Regions from separate parts of the Homo sapiens genome. Here region 2 is linked to region 1. A link is a contact called in ENCODE Hi-C or POLR2A ChIA-PET data. All regions are on one chromosome and are shown on one strand. Each heading gives the region's core, a stretch centred on a gene start or an enhancer-like site at or near the end of the contact. The rest is flanking DNA. Distances are from core to core; before and after follow the strand shown. Region 1 overlaps CDH3 (cadherin 3). Region 2 has its middle 17 kb from the start of CDH1.

Region 1 (6,167 bases), core at 625-3,124:
ACCAGGCCCGGCTAATTTTTTGTATTTTTAGTAGAGACAGGGTTTCACTATGTTGGTCAGGCTGGTCTCAAACTCAAGTGATCCACCCACCTTGGCCTCCCAAAGTGAGTGACTAAAGGTCACTTTTATTTTTTTGGTAGATACAGGGTCTTGCTGTTTCCCAGGCTGGTCTAGAACTCCTGGGCACAAGTGACCCTCCCACCTTGGCCTCCCAGGGTGCTGGGATTACAGGCATGAGCCACTGTGCCTGGCCACTTTTCTCAATCCTAAAACAGCCCTCTTCCTAAGGGAAGATCTTTAGCCAGTAAAGGGCTAACCAGACAATTCTGTCAATTATTTCCTTTAAGGAGAGACTCAATGACTCCAATCCTCTCCCACCAGGTAACCCAGAAGGAGGCTAATGGATTGACTCCCCTACTACTCAGAAGACTTAATCCCCAAAACTCTGAGAGCTGCTACCGCCCACCCCCCCCGCCACCCCACCAGGAGCTAGAAATCCTCTTCCCGCTGTCTACAAAATCTGCTTCCCACTAGAGTGTACAACTCACTCTACTACCCTGTCTTCTGGCATATTTCCACTGTTACATGGTTCCACATATTTGTAGCACAGTATCTGGGCTGTGCATCTATTTGTAGAAGGGACAGTGTCAATAATCAAGGGGAAGCCAACGGTCATGTATTATAGGTGTATGTGCCTCCCACTCAGGGTGCATATTCCAGATACATCTGAGGAGCTGGCCCCATCAGCTCTAAACTGCTTTGAGTTGGGTACAGAGCACAACCAAGGGGCAATGGTCCAGACTGATAGGAATAAGCTTCAAACACCCACTCTGCTCAGGATACCCAGCTAAGTGTTTTCCTACCCAAATCCTCACAAAATAACCTGCAATGTGGTATTACTTCTCCCAATCTGACAACTCAGGAAACAAGAGGCTGCCAGGGGTTGAACTGCCCCAGGAAGCAGCAAGATCAGGTTTCAAATCCTGAAGGCAGGGAAATAATGAAGAATACGAAATTTGGAGTCCAGAAGACTTGGATTCCAATCCCTATAATGTCACTTATCTATCACATGATTGGGCAAATTGTATGATTATATAGAAGCTCAGTTTCCTCATCTGGAAAATGAAACAATACCTACCTCATCAGGTTATTAGGAAGATTAAATGGGATAGTGTTCAAACAGCACTGAATACTGTGCCTGGCCCAGAGTAAGTAAGGTAAGCTCTCAATAAAAAGGTACCTTAGACTACTTACAATTAACCTAGGCTTCTGACATCCACATCCTGGCCTCTTTCTATGTATACCATCGAAAAATTCTCTCTCAAAGTGGGAAGAAGTTAGCTACAGCTGTATGCTTTACTCAACGGATGAAGCTGATCAAAGATGGTGACACATGGGACCAGAGGGCACAATAGGGAACTGGCTCAGTCTGCATTTGGAGAGGGCTGTTTTGTAGGGGTCCTCTGTGGTTTACCAGAGGAAGCAGAAGACGGAGATTTCATGAAAAAGCTGGCCTTTCTAGGGAAACTTGCTAGGCACATGTAGGAACATGAGTAGTCTTCTCTGCAAGCTATGAGTCAAGACATAGTAAATGGTAAGCCCTGGGGCAGATCATTACAATTTCCTCCCAGATGCTTCCTGGCACCACTGGCTTGTATCACTAGTTTCATAATGAAACTGATACGAAACCAGGTCTCATCATCACTCATCCCTCCTTTACCCCATCTTTTAATAGTCAGCGAAGTAAACTGACTCCTGTTCCTAACTGCAGCATGGTTCCACAAGGCCACACATCTTGGCCAAATCACGGGGGCATGAATGGGCTTGCATCAAACTCTTTCTGGGGCAACTTGATGATGAGCACATGGGGCAATAGTTCAGAATTTAAGGCTGGAAAATGAAAGCCTAAACATAGCTCTTTCTTCCACACCCATCCAGGGCTTCAGACAGTCATTTGACCGCATTAGCCTCAGTTTCTCCCACAAGGATTCTGAATTACAAGGTCAATGAACCTGATGAAGAGGTGCCTGCTCTACCAATATAAATGGACAGCTTTTAGCACTGAGCCTAAATGTACATTCCCTAAAATACTGTCGGGGAAGGGAAAAAGGGAATCAGTAACCTGAGGCTGCTTCTAGAGAAATTAACAATTAATATCATAGGACACATTATAGGTAAAAATAAATAAAAAGAGAAATTAACAACAAAAAAGCCAGAGCTCTATGTATCTGCACTCGATAGAAGACATCCAATGGAAACCAGGAGTCTCTGGCCTATGTTCAAAGCTCCTCTCTAAAGATCATCCTGCCAAGCCTGGCCTCGGGTCCTGAACTGGCGCCACTAATAAAACTTGGGCAAGAAGAGTTTGGTCCCTGGGGTACTAGAGCTATTGGGAAAAGAAAGCTTTTTAAATAGACTTATAAGAATTGATGGATGCTGGGCTAAGAACTCATTCCTCTTATGTTCCAGGCCTGCTTTTAGGTTGGAATTTGCCTAGACACCTCCATACTCCCAAGGGAATACCCTTGAAGGTCAGGAGCTTGTCTCTTCCTGGAGGTGCTATCTGGTCCTGATGTCCAACATTACTGGATGTTCTGGCAAAATAAAACCACCCATCTTTCCGTAGACAAAATGTCCATCAAGTGATCACTCTCCACCAATTTCCCTACTGATCTCTGGGTATTTTGACTAGAGGAAAAGGAAAACATCATCTTAAACATATTGTGGCCAAAAGGCAGCCTGGGGAGTTGGGGGAAGAGATTGCCTAGGAAATTTCTATTCTAGCTTGCTTTAGGGACATACCTAGCTCACAAAACAAACAAATTTGTCCTTATAGCTATCACTACCTTCTGTTAAGGGATTGGGATAAGAGGGCACCGGGGAAAAGTAGGTGGAAGTGACTTGAAGAAAGATTCTGGCATTTTTCCTAAGTAAAACTACATATAGAAAAAAGTTCACCAACTAAGAAATACAAATTAAAAGGGCAAGTGCTGTGTCACAGTTGGGAACCGGGTGCTGCTATATATTGCTAGGGGTGGGGGAATATTAACTGGCACAACCTTTCTGGCAAATTAAAATGCCTTAAACAAGCCCATTGACCCAGGAATTGTGCCAAGATACCATCCCAGATGTGACAAAACCATACCTGCCAGGATGTTCGTGACTTGCTTAATAGGGAAAAAAAGCAAAAAAAGGTCTCAACAACCTAACTCTCAACAGAACAGTTAATTATGCTGTGCCACAGTCACCCAAATGCCTAATCTACAGCCTTAAATACTATAAAAGAAAACCTACCCAGGAAAAAGTATTTTGCAGAGGGGGGAAAAAAGCAGGTCATAAAGCCATTTATAGCATAAGGCTGACAATTATTATATAAAATATTTATAGTTTTATTCTTGTACCAAAAAGAAGAGAGAGAGAGGGGCTGAGCCCTGGTGCCAAGGCTGTGGTCTGCCTCTCTCCGTCACCAAGTATTTTCCACGCACAAGAAAACCAAGATGGTGGCCAGTGAGCCAGACCCGTTTTGAGGAGACCCACGGGAGAGGTCATAGGGCAGCAAAGTGGGGTGGGGGGAAGAGGCTGCACATGCTGGGATCCCAAGAGGCCTTGGGGCTCCTGGATTCACTTGGGACCCACCCCTGGGCATGCTGGGAGGCCCATTGCCCTTGCCTAGCAAGCTTGGGGCAGCTCTGCAAGGGCCTGCCAGAGCCCTGGGTGCACCTATTGGGTGTCCAGGCCTTTTTCCCCAGAGCTGTAAGCAGAGCAGCTCTTGGAGGGCAACAGAACCCAGGTGGAGTGCAGTTACACCTGGCGGATGGCACCCATCTATACACAGGCCCCCTGGACCTGGATCTTCTCACAGATAGGGCTGACGGGGTGTGTGAGGGCCTCAGCTTGCAGCCCTTCTCTGACCCAGCCAAGCAGAAGAGGAAGCTGGGATACTGGGGAGGCAAGCCTGGAGAGTGAGTGGTGAAATCATTCAGACTCGGGCCCTCTGCCTCAGATCAGATACCCTCAACAAAGACTCAGGTGGAAAGATTGGGAAATGGATGATTGATTTCAAATATTCCTTTGAAAAGACAAAGGTCCCGTATGGGTGGTAGGCCCCCATTTTGCCTTCCAGTTTTTCCACAGTAAACATGTATTTGATTTTCAATCAGAATTTGATGTGAGTTTTTCCCCCGACTAGAAAAATTATATGGCAACCCCATGTCGTTGAGGGTGGAGAAAGCAGTTCCAGGGGAGTTTTGGCTGACGAAAGCTCTGCTGTGTTCATCAAGTTCCTCATAACCCTTAGGAGGTGAGTCTTCCCTCCCAGAGTGAAACCCAAACTAGGCACTCTGAGAGTTTGGAACGCGGCTGACTCAGCATGAGGTGTGCTGTCTGGCTCACTGGCTACCATCCTCAAGGACCATGCCAGAACAAAGATCCCAGTGATCAACCTGAGACAGCTGTGGTAACAATTAAGGGTCTGGTAGGTAAAAGTGCTGTGTACTGGCTCTGCAGCCTTGCGTCAATCACTTAATCTCTAAACTGTTTAACAGTAAGTACTCAATAAATGTAAGCCATTTATTGCTGCTTAATTTCCAGTCTCTAAAATGGGAATACACACACACACACACCCCCAGGTGCTTGTTAGGGTCAAATATGATGTGTTGTGCTTTATATTTATTTATTTATTATTTTTTGAGACAGAGGCTAACGCTGTCACCCAGGCTGCAGTGCAGTGGCATGATCTCGGCTCACTTGAACCTCCCAGTTTCAAGTGATTCTCCTGCCTCAGCCTCCCGAGTAGCTGGGACTACAGGCACATGCCACCACACCCGGCTAATTTTTTGTATCTTTTGTAGACGTGAGGTTTCACCATGTTAGCCAGGCTGGTCTCAATCTCCTGACCTCATGATCTGCCCGCCTCAGCCTCCCAAAGTGCTGGGATTACAGGCATGAGCCACTGTGCCCAGCTGTGTTGTGCTTTAAAAAGCACAATAAAGTATTAAAAACCAGGGGCAGTGATTTAAAAAGCAACACAGAAGGACAGGAAGGTGAAGGCCATTCAGAATCCTAAGATAAGCAGAAAGTTTAAAAATAGGATCAACTGCCATAGAGGCAAGCATAGGAAATTAAATCCCAAATGCCATGCAGCTAGGCACAGTGGCTCATGCCTGTAATTCTAGCACTTTGGGAGGCCAAGGCGGGTGGGTCACTTAAGTCCAGGAGTTTGAGACCAGCCTGGGCAACATGGCGAAACCCCATCTCTACCAAAATTAGCTGGGAGTGATAGTGCATGCCTGTGGTCCCAGCTACTTGAGAGGCTGAGGTGGGAGGATCACCTGAGCCTGGGAGATCAAGGCTGCAGTGAGTCGTGATCACACCATGCACTCCAGCCTGGGCAACAGAGAGAGACCCTGTCTCAAAATAATAATAATAATATCAATAAAATGCTATGCTTCTTTCATTCACATCTCACCAGTTTGTTCCTTTCTATACATTTAGCTCTTCAAAGAGGGCTTAATGTTGTCACAGAGCAGTGATTCCCAAACATAGCTGATAGAATCATCTGGCAAACAATTTAAAAAATCCAGATTCCCTGCCGACCGCCCACCTATCACTTCTACTGAGTCAGCTTCTGGAAGTGCATCTGGGGAAAGCAGTTTGTTGCTTTTTTTTAAAGTTCTTGATTCTCTCATTTATTTCTCATGAGAAGGTAAATTGGTATGGCTTTTGATGGCACTTCAGACCACATATCAAAAATTTAAATATCCAGATCCTTCCTCTGACCAAAAGTTATATCTGTCTATTCAGTATCTCTTTTGGATGCTTTCAAGATATCCTGAAATCAGTATGTCAAAACTTAAATTCACGATCTTTACTTAACCCAAATATGGTCTTTTTCCAGCATTCTCCCCCAGGGAATAGCATATCATGTACTCAGCTTGAGAACAGAATCCGGGCATCAGAAGCAGCCCAGAGTCTGGAGCCAGAGTGCCTGGGCTCAATTACCAGGCCCACACTGACTTTGGGCAAGTTGGCTAACCTCTCTGGGCCTGTTTCCTCAGCTATGAAATGGGAATAATGCTAATATCTACCTCAGTTGAATGAGTTAATACTTAGCATAGTGGGGGAGGGGGGAGGGATAGCTTTAGGAGATATACCTAAAGCTAAATGAC
Region 2 (6,398 bases), core at 1,087-3,586, 53 kb before region 1:
CGCCACTATGCCCGGCTAATTTTTTGTATTTTTAGTAGAGACGGGGTTTCACCGTTTTAGCCGGGATGGTCTCGATCTCCTGACCTTGTGATCCACCCACCTCGGCCTCCCAAAGTGCTGGGATTACAGGCGTGAGCCACCGCGCCCGGCCTCACACCCGGCTAATTTTTGTATTTTCAGTAGAGACAGGGTTTTGCTATGTTGGCCAGGCTGGTCTCAAACTCAAGTGATCCACCCACCTTGGCCTCCCAAAGTGCTGAGATTACAGGCGTGAGCCACCGTGTCTGGCCTCATTTATTTACGAAATCCCAGGAGGAGGCCAGAACATAGTGTAAGGAATTGACGAGTCTTATGACTTGAAGCAAAATTTATTTCCTTCTCTAACTCTCAATTTATCTTCTGTAAAATGACTCAGTTAGCTAGAAGGAGGCTTGAGATCTCTTCTGCCTCTAAGAACCATGATATTGAGCTTCTTGAGATTGAAAACTGGCACTGCACAGGATCCCATTTTTTCCTTTTGGGGACCAGGAGTTCTCAAGCAAGGGGTGTTTACGGAATCATGATGCTGTTTATTGCTTTTCAGTATTTAGACTCAACCTCCAGACAAAGTACAGAAGATTTAATTATAGCTATAGAACAAAATGTAAATGTTATGAATAATATATAACTATTAAAAATTGGGAATTGCTTGAGAGGGAAGCCAGGAAGCTTGAGAAGGACATTAAATTCCTCATCTTCTAACAAGTACTTCTCTGGAGAAGGAGAATTGGGCTGAGTGGTGAGTTCATAATTATTCGCTATATTATTATACTTTATAATTTATATATGTGATACATTTATTCTCTTTATATGTCAAATATTATCTCTAAAAGATAAAAAAAAAAAAAAGTAATAGAGGCAGCGGATCACCTGAGGTCAGGATTTCAAAGCCAGCTGGGCCAACGTGGTGAAACCGTGTCTCTACTAAAAATACAAAAATTAGCCGGGCCTGGTGGTGGGTGCCTGTAATCCCAGCTACTCAGGGAGCTGAGGCAGGAGAATCCCTGGAACCTGGGAGGCAGAGATTGCAGTGAGCCGAGATCACGCCATTCCATTCCACTCCAGCCTGAGCAACAAGAGCGAAACCCGTCTCAAAAAATAAATAAATAAATAAATCTGTGTTGAAGGTCCCACTCCCTCCACTGTCCACAAAGATGACCCAACAAACCCGGTGCTACCAACTGCCCCTATTTGTCTGGGATCCTGGGTCTCTGGGGGTGTAAGACTTTCAGTGCTAAAACCATGAAAATCCCAGGTAAACTGGGAGAAGTTTGTTCCCTTACCAGAGTCAGTGAGGACTGATTGGATGGCTTGTCCACCCCACGTGCTCATGTACTCATGTATTTGTGGAAGGGCTGTGTCTTGGTCTTGCCAGGTGTTGTAGGTGGGAAAGGTGGAACTGGCCAGGCTGGATCCAGACTGTAGCCGGTGGCAAGAGCTTCCTGCCAGGGTGGAGACCTGCAGAGCAATAAAACCTGGGCAAAGGACAAGGGTTCCAATGAGGCCTAGAAAATTCCAGAGTCCAGATACAGGACGAGGCATCTATAATTCTCCAGAGTAACTGTCCAACTTTTCAGGCCACATTAACTCACTCACTCACTCGTTCATTCATTCATTCATTCATTCAATAAACACTCACTGGCACCTAGCATGCACAAATGCTTGGCTGGTGACAGGGGCCCCTCCCTATCCTGAAGAAGCTTTTGATCTGATGGAATAAACAGACAAGGGAGCCAGGGATTTACAACCCAAGGATTTACAACCCAGAGCAATAAGCAAGGATAATCCTTTTGTTGTTGTTGATGTTGTTGTTGTTGGTAGTCTTGCTTATCACCCAGGTTGGAGTGCAGTAGTGCCATCTCGGCTCACTGCAACTTCTGCCTCCCAGGTTCAAGCAATTCTCCTGCCTCAGTCTCCTGAGTAGCTGGAGTTACAGGCACCCGCCACACACCCAGCTAACTTTTGTATTTTTAGTAGAGATAGGGTTTCACCATGTTGGCCAGGCTGGTCTCGAACTCCTGACGTCAAGTGATCTGCCCGCCTCAGCCTCCCAAAGTGCTAGAATTACAGGCGTGAGCCACCACGCCTGGCCAACAAGGATGATCTTAACAATTATGTATTATTATTTTGTTTTGAGACGGAGTTTCAGAAATATGATGGGGAGCAAAGTGACATTTAAGCTGAGTTAACCAGTGTTTCTGGCAGAAGTCACCACCTGGGCAAAGGCCCAGAAGGGAGAAGAGCTTAGTCTAGCCAAGAAGGGAGAGGCAGGAGGTTAGACCCAAGAGCAGGGAAGGGGCTGGGCATAGTGGCTCACACCTGTAATCCCTAACTGCTGAGTACCCGCAGTTAAAAGACTGAACTGTGGCCGGGTGCGGTGGCTCATGCCTTTAATCCCAGCACTTTGGGAGGCCAAGGCGGGTTGATCATCTGAGGTTAGGAGTTCGAGACCAGCCTGGCCAATATGGTGAAACCCCGTCTCTACTAAAAATACAAAAATTAGCCAGACCTGGTGGCAGACACCTGTAATCTCAGCAACTCGGGAGGCTGAGGCAGGAGAATTGCTGGAAACTGGGAGGCAGAGGTTGCAGTGAGCCGAGATCGTGCTACTGCACTCCAGCCCAGGCCGACAACAGCGAGACTCCATCTCAAAAAAAAAAAAAAAAAAAAGACTAAACTGCATAAAGGGTAAGGTCCAGGAACACTGAGATGCTGAGAGGATGTCACACAGCTTGTCTCCAGGAATGTCACATGATTTAGTATGATGATTAGGAGCATGGGCCCTGAAATGAGAGGGCTGGATCAAATACTGGGGATACTGGGCTATGTTGACCTTGACAATTTATGAAACCTCTGCGCACCTAGGTTCTTGTCAATTAGTAAAATAGAGGTAGTGCTAGTTCCTACCATCTAGGAGTGGTATAAGGATGAAATGAACTAATACCTGCAAAGTGCTTAATACATCTAAATGCTCAATAAAGGCCTGACATGGTGGCTCATGCCTGTAATCCCAGCACTTTGGGAGGCCGAGGAGGGTGGATCACTTGAGGTCAAGAGTTCGAGACCAGCCTGGCTAACATGGTAAAACCCATCTCTACTAATAATACAAAAATTAGTCGGCGTGGTGGCAGGCTCCTGTAATCCCAGCTACTCGGGCTTGGGAGGCTGAGGCAGGAGAATCGCTTGAGCCTGGGAGGCAGATGTTGCAGTGAACTGAGATCGTGCCACTGCATTCCGGCCTGGGCAACAGAGCGAGACTCCATCTCAAAAAAAAAAAAAAAGACTTAATAAAGAACATTTAAAACACTATTGTCTTGCCCTACCCTTCTGATGTGAAAAAACACATGTATGGGTAGCCTGGCAGTGACTCAGTGCTCAATAGATGTCTGTGCCTTGTTAGAGATGTTTAGAGCTCTCTCTTCCCTTTCTGGGCTAAGAAACTATGTTTCTGGGAGGCAAAGGTACTTGCCCAAGGTCACCAGCAAGTCCCAGACACAGCTGTCAGGCTGGGCTTGACAAACTTTAGATTTTAAGAGGTTCTGCAAAGATCTGATTCAGGGTATGCATGGGGAATTCCCTTGCTACCCAGAATTTCACAGATCTCACGCTCTCTTTCTTTCTCTTTTTTTTTTTTAGCCTCCCCTCATGTTAAAAAAAATTAGTTTGCATATGGTAAAATTCACACTTTTTGGGATTCAGTTCTGTGAGGTTTTTTGTTTTGGTTTGGTTTGGAGTTTTTTCTTGAGACAGGGTTTCACTCTGGCACCCAAGCTGGTATGCAGTGGTGTGATCATGGCTTACTGCAGCCTCGACCTCCTGGGCTCAAGAGATCCTCCCACCTCAGCCTCCCAAGTAGCTGGGACCACAGGTGGGCATGCCACCATGCCTGGCTAATTTTGTTCATTTTTTGTAGAGAAGAGGTTTCACTATGTTGCCCAGGCTGGTCTTGAACTCCTAGGCTCAAGGGATCCTCCCTCCTCAGCCTCCCAAAGTGTTGGGATTACATGCATGAGCCACTGCATCTGGCCAAGTTCTGTGAGTTTTGACAGACACAAGCAGTTGTATATCCACCACTATAATCAAGATGTAGTACAGTTCCATCTCTGGGTGTGGTGGCTCACGCCTGCAATCCCAGCACTTTGGGAGGCCAAGATGGGCGGATCACGAGGTCAGGAGTTTGAGATCAGCCTGGCCAATATGGTGAAACCCCGTCTCTAATAAAAATACAAAAATTAGCTGGTGTGTGCCTGAGGTCCCAGCTACTTGGGAGGCTGAGGCAGGAGAATTTTGCTTGAACCCGGGAGGCAGAGGTTGCAGTGAGCCAAGATGGCGCCACTGCACTCCAGCCTGGGTGACAGAGCGAGACTCCCTCTCAAAAAAAAAAAAAAAAAAAAAAAGAACAGTTCCATCATGCCAAAAAATCCCCCTGTGCCCTTGTAGATGACCACACCCCTCATTCCTGGTCCCCGACAACCACTGGGCCCTTTTCTGTCCCCAGAGTTTTGCTTTTTCTAGATTGTCATATAAATGGAATCATACAGTATGTGGCCTGTTGTATATGTTTCTTTCACTTAGCAAAATGCTTTTGAGCATATTGTTGTGTATGTCTGTAGTTCATAGTTCGTTTTTTATCTTTTTTTTTTTTCTTTTTTTTTGAGACGGAGTCTCACTCTTTTTTGCCCAGGCTGGAGTGCAATGGCACAATCTCCACTCACTGCAACCTCCACCTCCTGGGTTCAAGCAATTCTCCCTGTCTCAGCCTCCCAAGTAGCTGGGATTACAGGCGTGCACCACCACGCCCAGCTAATTTTGTATTTTTAGTAGAGACGGGGTTTCACCATGTTGGCTAGGCTGGTCTTGAACTGCTGACCTCAGGTGATCCACCTGCCTTGGCCTCCCAAAGTGCTGGGATTACAGGCGTGAGGGAGCCACCGCGCCCGGCCCCGTTTTTTTTCTTAATAGTCTTCCATTATTGTATAGCTACACCACAATTAATTGTTGTATCCATTTACCAGTTAATGAGCACTTGGGCTATTTCCTCTTTGGGGCTATTATAAATAAAGCTTCTAGGAACATGTATGCGTCTTTGTGTGGACATATGTTTTCATTCTTCTTGGGTAAATACCTAGGAGCAGAGTTACTAAATCATATGGTTAGCATATGTTTATGCTTTCTAAGAGATTGCCAAACTGTTTTCCTTTTTTATTTTTATTTTTTTGAGACAGAGTCTCATTCTGTTGCCCAGGATGGAGTGCAGTGGAGCAATCTCGGCTCACTGCAACCTCCACCTCCCGGGTTCAAGCGATTTTGTTGTCTCAGCCTCCCGAGTAGCTGGGGTTACAGGCATGCGCCACCACACCTGGCTAATTTTTTTGTATTTTTAGTAGAGATGGGTTTTTGACATCTTGGCCAGGCTGGTTTTGAACTCCTGACCTCAGATGATCCACCCGCCTCGGCCTCCCAAAGTGCTGGGATTATAGGCATGAGCCACCACACCCAGCCAGCCAAACTGTTTTTCAAAGTGGCTGTCTTAGTCTGTTTTACGTTGCTATAACAGAATTCCTGACACTGGGTAATTTAACACACAAAAAAAGTTTAGCCAGTTCGGTGGCTCACACCTGTAATCCCAGCACTTTGGGAGGCTGAGGTGGGAGGATCACTTGAGCTCAGAAGTTTGAGATCAGCCTGGGCAACATGGCAAAATCTATCTCTAGAAAAAATACAAAAACTAGCCAGAGTGGCACGTGCCTGTAGTCCTAGCTACCCAGGAGGCTGAGGTAGGAGGATCACTTGAACCTGGGGGCAGAGATTGCAGTGAGCCATGATTGTGCCACTGCACTCCAGTCTGGGCAACTCCAGCCTGGGCAACTCCAGCCTGGGCAACAGAATGAGACTCTGTCTCAAAAAGAAAAAAAGAAAAGAAAAGGAAAAAGAAAAAGTTTATTTAGCTCATGATTCTGGAGTCTGGGAAGTCCAAGACTGGGCAGCTCATATAGTGAAGGCCTGGTGCTGCTTTAACTCATGGGGAAAAGTGGAGGTGGAAGCAGGCACAATAACCCAGTCTCTGAGAAAGATATAAATCTATCTTAATGACCTAATCACATCTTTCTTTTTTTTTTTTTTCTTTAGAGGATGTCTCGCTCTTATCCCCCAGGCTGGAGTGCAATGGCGCCATCTCAACTCACTGCAACGTCTAACTCCCAGGTTCAAGCGATTCTCCTGCCTCAGCCTCCCGAGTAGCTGGGATTACAGGTGCCTGCCACCACGCCCGGCTAATTTTTGTACTTTTAGTAGAGACGGGGTTTCACCATGTTGGCCAGGCTGGTCTCGAACTCCTGACCTCAAGTGATCTGCCCGCC

Evidence for each region. Hi-C counts contacts between places; a loop is a spot of excess contacts on that map. ChIA-PET counts read pairs that join two places held with the same protein, here RNA polymerase II (POLR2A). Pooled maps may share reads with other maps.
Region 2: a map of endothelial cell of hepatic sinusoid shows a loop between it and region 1 (5-fold over the local background). The contact joins two enhancer-like sites. A Hi-C loop is called at or near these places in 1 of 168 maps with a recorded cell type or tissue (endothelial cell of hepatic sinusoid), 1 of 37 single-sample maps with no recorded cell type and 6 of 50 pooled maps. POLR2A ChIA-PET finds 5 or more read pairs at or near these places in 6 of 52 experiments (H1, HCT116, MCF 10A and 2 more).

The regions. Positions count from the first base shown.
Region 1 is chr16:68,663,923-68,670,089 of GRCh38, reverse strand. The region is part of intron 2 of CDH3 (cadherin 3); the gene reads right to left. Among named protein-coding and RNA genes, the nearest start is that of CDH3-AS1, 21 kb to the right of the region's middle. Within about 2 kb of position 1,874, at least 3 of the 41 ENCODE cell types and tissues checked have a DNase peak (open chromatin) inside an H3K27ac peak, as active enhancers do.
Region 2 is chr16:68,717,541-68,723,938 of GRCh38, reverse strand. It overlaps a transcript of CDH3 not described here. Among named protein-coding and RNA genes, the nearest start is that of CDH1, 17 kb to the left of the region's middle. RefSeq lists a cis regulatory region at 270 and enhancers at 198-342, 3,585-3,714. Within about 2 kb of position 2,336, at least 3 of the 41 ENCODE cell types and tissues checked have a DNase peak (open chromatin) inside an H3K27ac peak, as active enhancers do.